Linked DNA regions of Mus musculus: region 2 is linked to region 1. The links are chromatin loops, found by intact Hi-C in ENCODE. Cell type or tissue: left cerebral cortex. All regions are shown on one strand. Links, peaks and the distances in the headings refer to the core of each region. The heading gives the core; the rest is flanking DNA. Region 1 has its middle 14 kb from the start of Tspyl5. Region 2 has its middle 63 kb from the start of Gm41290.

Region 1 (5,386 bases), core at 300-5,299:
TTTCTGTCAGTATTTTCAATGTTCCCCAGGCCTAGTTGAATAAGGACTACTGTCTGAAGTTAGCATATAAAGAGAAGGTTCTGATGTACAGCCATCCCCTGTATTTCTCTTTTCTGCCTGTTCTAATAGTTGAGTAAAATGTTGTAGATCAAAGAAAAGAGTGTGGGAATGAAGACTGAAGAACCTGCTCACTATATAGCAGGCTGAGTCTGTGTTAAAATGTACTGACTTATGTGACCCAAACAAACTCAGTTGGAAATAGGAAGGAACAGTGAATATGGAATCTCCATTGCTCACCTGATTGAGTCACAGACCTTGAGAATGGTTGACTGCTAAGTGTTTTCCAATGTGAGGTTTACTACCTTCAGTGTGAGCAATAACAGAAGCTGCAGAGTGTGACAGCTAAGAGTTGCACTCAAACAGGTCCCGGATTGTAGTAATCTAGCATGTAGTGCTTTGGCAAGATATGGTTTCTCTACCTATAACAGGGGAGTAAAACTCAGATAGAAGTTATTCAAAAATAACTCAAAGTTAATTTGAGTTAAGACTCAAATTAGTGTAGTAAAAGGATTAAGTTATTTATGTTGGGAAGTGAAAAGTCCAGGACAATGAATTCAGATTTGCTTGATCCCAGGGTGGGTGCTTTTTCCTCATGGCAGTGTGACTTACTTGGTGCTGTATGTCCACAACTCATACCCTATCAGCAACCTCAATAAAGAAAACAAAAAGCTTATTTTTCTCTGCCAATACATGCATGTGCACTTTTGTGCTCGTGCACACACACACACACACACACACACACACACACACACACACACACACACTGAGAGAGAGAGAGAGAGAGAGAGAGAGAGAGAGAGAGAGAGAGAGAGAGAGCGCTGAGGTTGACTCTTTTGTCTCATCAGGTCATTATAAACACTTGATCTAAGTTAAGGCCTGGATCACTGCCCATCCCCAAAGCCAAGAGTAGGGTCAACCCCACCCAAGCTCCAAGGACTGATAATAAGAAAGGGGTGAAATCTTTTATAAATAAAAATAAACCACCATTCTACTGCTAGAGGGAGCTGGAAGATGCTGCAGTGGCCCAAATAATAGCTTCCCACTGAACAGAAGCTGCCCTTGTTATTAAGGAAGTGGGTAAGGGTAGGACCAAAACCCTGTTATTTATAAAGGGTCTGGATAGGTCTCAAGCATCAGACACTGCCAACTCTTTCCTCTGCCTTTCCCCACAGAGTGACAGTCTTTGTGTTGTAGGAGTTTGGTTGCTACTTTCATAACCCACACAGTCTAATCTTTATTTAATTATTGTTTTTCTCTAAAGATTTTGTACTTTCCCTTATTATTTTATTCTGGTGTTTCCTTTGGGAACAGATAATCCACAAACTAGCTTCTGTGTGGTAATGTGATAATGAAAAACAGAAGAAATGAGGGAGTGGATTCCTCTTACATATGATAAGGACATCTTCAGGAGGCAAAGACACGGGGCCATGTGCCATGTGCTAGTGCCTGAGAACTTGAAAATAGGATCTTCCACATACTGTCACCTATCACCATTCATGGAAAATTGGTTCCTAAACAATAAGGACACCAAAACTGGAGGATGCTGAAGAAGTTCCTTATGTAAAATAAAGAGGAGTTTGCATGTCATCTGCACACACATTCCTGTGTTCTTTTAATCATTCCAAGATTACTTACCACATATACCAGTGTGAATGCTATGTAAACATTTGCCACACAGTGTTGTTTAGAGAATATTGACTAGAAAATGCCCATATACATTCAGTATAGACACTGTCACTGTTGACCTAACCACAATTGGTAGTTTGGATTTCTGGAGCCCTGCTCTGCACATCCCATATTTATGGCAGGCTGCCTGTCAGTACTTCAGAGTTTAGGAGTTTCTCACTACTCATTTCCCAGGCTCTTGTCTTTTACTCCACCCTCCTCATGGTTCCTACTCTTCCTGCATGTTTGTAGTTCCTCCTTCCCTTCTCTGCAGTATTATCCAAATTTGGCAGCTTATGTGTCAATGGGTACTCCTCATAACTGTAGATGTAGAGGGTTTATGTATGGATGATTACCTTCCAACACTGGACAGTGATGGTTAAAAGAGGGATGTAAGCCTGGTCATAGTAACATAAAAGTTTCCAAGGCTCAGAGATATGACTGAGGTCACCTCAGGATGTAGAGCAGGAAGTAATCGCCTTGAATTTATAATATCATGAAATGGGCTGCTGATGTGTATTCCCTCCAAACATGAGAACATGAGTTGCCGGGCAGTGGTGCTGCATGCCTTTAATCCTATCACTTGGGAGGCAGAGGCAGGTGGATTTCTGAGTTTGAGGACAGCCTGGTCTACAGAGTGAGTTCCAGGACAGCCAGGGCTACACAGAGAAACCCTGTCTCGAAAACCAAAAAAAAAAAAAAAAGAAAAAAAAAAAAGAAAAAAAAAGAGAACATGAGTCAGAATGGGGACATCTGTTTCTGTTTCACACTCCTCCTCTGAAAGACTCAGGGGTTATTTTGGAGGGGGAGTGAAAAGATCTTAAGGTGGTGGACATCCTCAGGGAAGCAGCCAGTTTTTGCCAGACATGGCAGGGCTGTTGTGCACATCAACTCATAGTGACATGCATGAGCTCTGCATTAGATCAAGCCAGCAAAAACTGTCAGCATAGATGAGGACAAGCCCATGAAGTCCCACCCCAGTATGGATGATGATGGGCTCGTGAATTCCCACCCCTACATGAGAAACTATTGGCTATTGATGCCTGGTGAGTGTGATTGAGTGTGTAAGGGGGGGGTGTGCAGTCAGTTTTCTTCACTGGTGTGGCCCTCTGAGGCTACCTGTGTTCTTGAAGAAGATGGTCTTACACCCATAGAAACACAGACGATCCTACATGGACTCTGTAAGTTTAAACAAAACAAAAACACATGGAGTTTGGAGGGGAGGTTAGTAAGGAGAATAGGAGAGGAATTGGAGGTAGAGGAGATGAAAAACAAATTTGAGCTAAACGCACAAATGTGTGGAATTCTTAAACAATATCAAAAATTTTAAAATAGAGCATAGGTCTGAGAAAAGAATGTGTTCTTGGTGGGTTGTACCTGCTTCCCTCTGGACCTGGTTGTGATGAAGGAAGACACAAGAGAATTAACAGAATTTTAAAGTGTAGAGATTGATCCATGGAATCTGATGCCATCTCCTGGTATCTGTGGGCACTGGTACTCTCATGTGCACATGCTGCTGTCCACCCCCCCCCAATATACATAATTAAGAATAAAAATCTTAAAAAGAATGAGAATTTTAGACAAATTGTTCTGAAATGTGGTTTGTTTTTACTTTTTGGTTTTTTGTTTTGTTTGTTTGTGTTTTTTTTTTTTTTTAAGTACAAGGCAGGAAGAACAGTGCCAGTAGCAGGACAAAGAAGAGGCAGGGTGACTTGGATTGGGTAGATAAGATTTCAAGAGGTGACCTTGAGCCAAATAAAGAAGACCCAAACATAGGAAGGAGTACTGAGGCCAGAGAGAGAAAATGGAAAAAAGAGGACTTTGATCCTAGGATGAGGATAAGTGTCGAAGGAAATATATAGTATGCTAAAAGGATAGCCTTTCCTATCCCAAGGTGGTGCCCTGGGGCCAGGGCAAGTTGTCGCAGACCTTTGAGCTCATCTATGACTAAGTGAAGCTCTGTACAGAGCCAGCTGCGGGAGGATGGTGCCCCAGGAAGATTGCAGAAGGAGAACGCTGGCTGAGGGGACGCTGGAAGCTTCAACAGACCTTACTTTGCTCTGAGAAGCAGAAGGTAGAGTTTATTGGAGAACCAGCTTCCTGGAAGGCTCCTTCAGGAGAAGGGAAACCAACCTTGCTGGTGGGGGAAACCAACCTTGCTGGTGGGGGAAACCAACCTTGCTGGTGGTTCGGACAGGGCAGAGTTCGTTCTGCTGCCTGCGCGGCATTCCTCCCCTAAGCTACATCCACTCGGAAAAATGATAGTGTCCAGTCTCCAGCCCAATTTACAAGAAGGGGTCAGTTCACTTGAGCTTCATTCTGATTTCCATAACACTGGAAGAAAGTGAAGGAGGGGATATCTCAATCAAAAAGAAAACCATTTAATCTGCCAGGGAACTTGCTTCGGTTATTTGTGAAGGATGTACACTGGGGAGTGGCTAGCCAGTGGAGATGCTCATCCCTGGACAATCAAGGAAAAGTGAACCAAAAGGGCTTCAGATGGAAGATTCTCCACCAAAAATTAACTCCTAATGCTTTGACTCCTTTTTAAGCACATGAATAAGGACTTCCTCATGGACACGTTGGCAACTCCTTACCCTGTGAATGATTAGGGCAGCACTAGTAGGTGCACCTGGGAGAGAGAGGCCTCCATTGCAGTGTGCAGTCTTGGCAGAGCTTGGTTTCTCCCTGTCTTCTGTTTGTGGGCCTCTGCACTTGCATAGTCCTTGCTTTGACTCCACTGTCCCAGGGCTCTTGTGGACCTCAAGCTGTACTACAGAGCAATTGTGATAAAAACTGCATGGTACTGGTACAGTGACAGACAGGTAGATCAATGGAGTAGAATTGAAGACCCAGAAATGAACCCACACATGTATGGTCACCTGATATTTGACAAGGGAGCTAAAACCATTCAGTGGAAAAAAGACAGCATTTTCAATAAAGGGTGTTCGCACAACTGACAGTTATCATGTAGAAGAATGAGAATTGATCCATTCTTATTTCCTTGTACAAAGCTCAAGTCTAAGTGGATCAAAGAACTCCACAGAAAATGAGACACTGAAATTTATAGAGGAGAAAGTGGGGGAAACCCTCAAAGATATGGGCACAGGGGAAAAATTCCTAAACAGAATAGCAATGGCTTGTGCTGTAAGATCAAGAATCAACAAATAGGATCTCATAAAATTGCAAAGCTTCTATAGGGCAAATGATACTGTCAATAAGACAAAAAGGCCACCAACAGATTGGGAAAGAATTTTTACCAATCCTAAATCTGATAGGGGACTAATATCTAATATATACAAAGAGCTCAAGAAGCTAGACTTCAAAAATTCAAATAACCCCATTAAAAATGGGGTACAGAGCTAAACAAAGAATTCTCAACTGAGGAATACTGAAGGGCTGAGAAGCACTTGAAAACATGTTCAACATCCTTAATCATCAGGGAAATGCAAATCAAAACAACCCTGAGATTCCACCTCACATCAGTCAGAATGGCTAGGATCAAAAATTCAGGTGACAGCAGATGCTGGCAAGGATGTGGAGAAAGAGGAACACTCCTTCATTGCTGGTGGGAGAACTGTCAACTCTTAGCTTAGATACTATGGAGGTAAAATCCTTTGGTGATGTGAGCGATGTAAGTACAATCTTATTACAATGAACT
Region 2 (5,386 bases), core at 65-5,064, 300 kb before region 1:
GAGTAATTCAGTGAATAGCCGAGAGAAGCCAATTTGAATCACTCAGTTTGGAGAGGAGTTTTGAGCTAGAACAGCTGAGTTGAACTAGCCAGCCAGAGTTAAGAAAGAACCAGAAAGGGTGAGCTTATTCATCAGTAAGCCTCTGAGATGAGAATTACATCTGGCAAATAAAAGTTACTTTTACATCATAGGGCAATTACAGGAATTGGTTCTTTTCTTCTTCCATGTAGGTTCCAGGTAACAAACTCAAGCTGTTTGTCTTGGCAGCAAGTACTTAGACCTGATGAGCAATGTTACCAGCTTTGATACAAGCTTGATATCAGCTTGTGACAGTTGTTCTTGCCATGCTTGTATACTTGTGCACTGGAAGGTTGATGTTTAAACTAGCTGGTTTAAGCTGTACACAGTGCCACACATGTGTAATCCTAGTACTGAGGAGGTCAAAGTAGGGAAATGTCAAGTTCAAGGGTGGTCTTGGTGACACAACAAGATTGTGTCTCAAAAAACCAAGTAACTAACAAACCAAAAACCACACAAGGCTGGGGATGTGGCTTAGCTTGTAGAGTGCTTGCTCCATTCAGGAAGTCCTAAGTTCCATCCCTAATATCACATAAGTGGGTTATGCAGGCATGTCTGAGTCCCAATGCTTAGAAGATGGAGGCAAGATGATCAGAAGTTCAAGAAAATCACTGACTTGCATGGCAACCATCAAGTCATCCTGGGATATAAGGGACAGGGTGCATTATGTGCATCAGGGACATGGTTTTGCTTTCCTGAAGCCCAAGGCAATCTGAGTACCCAGAAACATTACCACTGTCACCACTGCCACCACTGCCATTGTCACCACCACTATCACTGGTACTACCTCCCATCTCCCTACCACTGCCAAAAACCAACAACGGCAAAGATTGATGATTTAAGAAGAAAATGAAGGTGGGTCTGGCGATGCAGATCTCTGATTGTAGAGGTGGTTCAGTTATTAAGAGCACTTGATGAGAAATGAAGATGAAAGCTCGGATTCCAGAATTCAGGCAATGAATCAAGTATGCCATCCACATGCATAACCCCAGTTCCGAGGCAAGCAGAGACAGGCGGATCAATTACTGGGGTTCACTGAGGAAACTTGAACCCAAGGTTCAGGGAGAGACCCTGTCTCAAAGGAACAAATGTAGAGTGATAGAGGAGGAAATATGATGACTTTTCTATCTTCCATTTGTGTGTGCTCATGTACACATAAACACACACAAATACACATGCAGGACACACACAGACACTCACACAGACAGACACAGACAGGCAGACACAGACAGACAGACACACACAGACACACAGACACACACACACACACACACAGACACACAGACAGACACACAGACACACACAGACACACACAGACACACACAGACACACACACACACACACAGACACACACACACACACACACACACACACTCCTCTATGGTAGAGGGGTATTTGGCAATACCCAGAGGTATGTTTGGCTGCCATCACTGAGGGGTAGAAGTCAGGGATGCATAGAGATATACTGTGCTACGTAGGACATCCCCACAGTCAAGTAGCACCTACTTGAAAGCCAGCAGTGTTGAGGTTGAGAATTTAGCCCCATTTGATTTATTTCTGACTTCAAACCCCTTACCTGACCCCAGTTACTCTGCAGTAGTTCACCCCTGATCCCCTGCACCTTACAAATCAAACAAAATCTTCCTTGCAAACTGTGGGCCCCAGCCTTTTCTCTTGTCTGGGTCACAGTCTAAAGTCCCAGCTGAGGACCTACAGAGCCAGAAGGGCAGTGAATGTGTAGATGTTTCCCTCTGATGTGGAGATGTGCAGAAAGAAGGTGAGAACAGGTTACAGCACATAACTAATGCTTTTAAGGCAGGAAGAATGATTTTACATTTGATTTTTAGACCTTTTAAAAATCATTTTGTCTTGGGAGGCAGGAAGGGCAAACCCTTGCGTTTGGTGACTTTTGAGTTGCCAGCAGAGGGCAGTTGATGCTTATCTGAAGGAAAAACTCAAGTTGCAGACCTCCAGGAAGCCAGAACAAAACCATCAGTGACCATCAGTGGCTGGGGCCTCTCCACTGCTGTCACAACACAGTCAGGCTAAGTTACAATTCTTTATCTCAGAAGATTAACTGGCTCCTTTTATGTCACAATAATTTGGAAACAATTTGAACAAATACAATTTTTTTCTCATTAAAAATAATGCATTTGAACTGAGTGCAGGATCCCTGGTGGAGGAGTTGGAGAAGGGACTGAAGGAGCTGAAGGGGTTTGCAGCCCCATGGAGGGGAGCAACAGGGTTAACTGACCAAATCCCCCTGAGCTTCCTGGGTCTGAACCACCAACCAAAAAGTACTAATGGAGGGACCTATGACTCCAGCCGCATGTGTGGCAGAGGATGGCCTTGCTGGATATCAGTGGGAGGCGTGGCCCTTGGGCCTGAGGGGCTTTGATGCTCTAGTGTAGAGGAATGCCAGGGCTGGAAAGCTGGAGTGGGTGAATGGAGGAGCGCCCCCATAGAGAGGCAGGTTGGGATAGGGGGTTTCCGGAGGGAAGACCTGGAATGGGGATAACATTTGAAATGTAAATTAAAAAAATCCAATAAAAGAAAAGAAATAATGCATGCCTATTAAAGAAAAAGTTCAAAGATACAAAACAGAAAAAGCACGTTAGGAGGAAAAAGTGTCTGAGTGATAGTGGCTGCCGACTATGGCTGCTGTTGGAGTCAGGTGCTCTTTTGGCTGCCACAGTTTTTGGTTTCTCAGATGTATTTGTAGCAAAGAGATAGGTATGCTTATTGCTTATGCAATAGCATGGTTGAACAGAAACATTAGCAGATACTATTCCAGAAAGACTTTAGCTTAGCCTAGCATTGAATGACTGTAGCATCCACTCAATGAAAGTTTGCTGTGTGAATTGAATGCACGATTATAAGAGGATATATCCACATGGTTGGCTTCTCACAGCAGGGTCCTTTGTCCTTTATTGTAATTGAGGGTGCTTCTGTAGTTTCCTGGCAGGATGTTTAGACATAAGAGCGGCTTAATGGTACTGACAGAACATGGCCAATGCCATCACTTGAGTAATGAGATTTGGTCCTTCCACATTATCTCCTGTCATTTTAGGATCATTGGTTCCTGAGCATCTGAGTGGGTTGATATGGGTACTACCACAGCAAGCACAGCTGTCTTTGGCTTGGATATATTTGCAGCCACTCTGGGATCTTTGGGAGGAAGTCAAACCTTCAGCTTCTTGACTATGCAACCTAAAAAAACTGCTGAGTGAGAATTACCAGCTAAGGTGTGCCTGAGTGTCCGGACCTTCCACATTGTCAGACATGTTTCCCTTTGCTCTAGTTTGGTAAGTTTTTGAGGTAACTTGTTTGTAGGAGCAGATGGATAAAACATCTATATGTTAAATTTTATCAATAAGACTTGTTGATTCTGCAGTTGAAGTATTTGCCAACTATTACTAATTTTTCTTTGCCTACACTGTTCTCGCCTTTAGACCTTTATCACCTCTTTTCCAGACGACTGCAGTAACTCCCTATTGATTTTCTTGCCTGTAATTAACTTGCTCCCTTACCTCTACTCCATTGTTTACATTTCCATTTATTACTGAAAAAAAAATTCAATGCTTCTAAGTCTCCTCTTGTCAGTCAGAATAGTCCGTAGTTTTATTGCAGCAATAAAACAACATGAAGGAATAAAACAACATGAAGGAATAAAACAACATGAAGGGTGGGTGGATGGGTTTTCAAAGAGGAACTAGGAAGGGGATAACATTTGAAATATAAATAAACAAAATAACCAATAAAAAATTAAAATAACAAACCAACCTGAAAATTAAAGTGACTAAGACAAACAAGGCCACTGTCACTCTGCAGAAGAGCTCTGGTCATGGAAGTCACTCACTCAAGATCTTAACATTCTTGGTCATTCACTAAAAGCTAATGAAACATAGCAGATCTCTCACTGGTTCTTAAATGTATATAGGTAGGTGACCAATGTCCTATTCACATTCAGATGACCCAAACAAGACACATGGTCACTTCTAACTTTAGAAGAACAAAGAATTCCATTGTGATTGAGAATTCCTGCTTTTTCAACACTGTCATCTGCCACTATTCTCTTCCTATCAAATGATCCTCAAATTTGAGTTGCCTGCCTTTCTAGAAGAACTCTACATTTTATTCCCTTTAATAATTTGTATATATTATGCTAGTGTATGTGTATGCATGTGCGTGTGTGTGTGTGCGTGTGTGTGTGCGTGTGTGTGTGTATGTCAGTGGAAGGGAGAGTTTTCATTCCCAATGCTTATTAAAAATTAGGATGTTAGGGTCTAGACAGCTCAGTGGGTAAGAGTACTGGTTGCTCTTCCAGAAGACCTGGTTTGATTTCTAACATTCATTTGATTCCCAGAGCCACACAGTGGCTCACAACAATCTGTAATTCCAGCTCTAGGGGATGACACTACATGCTCATAGTACAGAGAGAAACATGCAGGCCAAACACCCATACACACAATAAAACAATAATACAAAAATCAGGATGTTACTTGGGAATGGTAGCTTTTAAGCTGATAATCTCCCTAGTAATATTAGACTAATAAAAATTTAAAGGCAGAATCTGTGGGGTACTATGATATTCTTCTAAGTCAGAGTAAATTAAGAATGTTCTTGGTCTCATATTGATTATATATTGACTTGATAATATTTTGTGTTTATTTTGCCTCATAAAATACATTGTTTAAGTGAATCTAAATCTTACTAATCTTTTTTCTTCTTTCTTTCTTTCTTTCTTTCTTTCTTTCTTTCTTTCTTTCTTTCTTTCTTTCTTTCTTTCTTTCTTTCTTTCTGTTTGCCTGCCTTCCTGCCTTCCTTCCTTCCTTCCTTCCTTCCTTGCTTTCTTGCTTTCTTGTTTTCTCTCCCCATATAGTATCTTACTATGTAACCCTGGGTTGTCTAGGACTTGCTATATAGATCAGGCTGGGGCGTTATGTGATGAATTGTTTCTTAGGCTATAAATGGGCATCTTTGGCAAACACTTGTCTCTGAAGAGTTGGTGAGACTTGAGCTGAATCTCAGCTGTGCCTGTAGAGACGGCTCTATGGAGCCATTTGTGTGAAGAGCCTGAGTCCAGCAGTCAAAGAGGGTCACATAGGCTTTGATCCTTAAGATGCTAATAATTCACCAGAAGACAGACATCATATGCTTTATAAGGAAATAATGATCCTTTCAATCATGTCAGGAAGGGGAAAAGAAAGGAAATAGAATTTAAAATAGAGACATGTACCACATTTTCCCATTGTCTTCACAGACCTTTGAATTATATATTATCTATAATTATAAGCAAGGAATTGCA

What was found. Hi-C counts contacts between places; a loop is a spot of excess contacts. Peaks named below come from ENCODE experiments on the same cell type or tissue, not always from the same donor. Only the 100,000 strongest peaks of a DNase experiment are listed, where the experiment ranks them.
Region 2: it touches region 1 in a loop (2.2-fold over the local background); 2 of 42 quality-filtered maps call a loop at or near these places.

Annotation. Positions count from the first base shown.
Region 1 is chr15:33,671,558-33,676,943 of GRCm38, reverse strand. No RefSeq gene overlaps it. Among named protein-coding and RNA genes, the nearest start is that of Tspyl5, 14 kb to the left of the region's middle. In left cerebral cortex, for the core only: a CTCF peak has its summit at 3,195 (motif pointing left); a DNase peak (open chromatin) is centred at 2,586.
Region 2 is chr15:33,971,907-33,977,292 of GRCm38, reverse strand. No RefSeq gene overlaps it. Among named protein-coding and RNA genes, the nearest start is that of Gm41290, 63 kb to the left of the region's middle. In left cerebral cortex, for the core only: a CTCF peak has its summit at 1,990 (motif pointing right); a DNase peak (open chromatin) is centred at 2,008.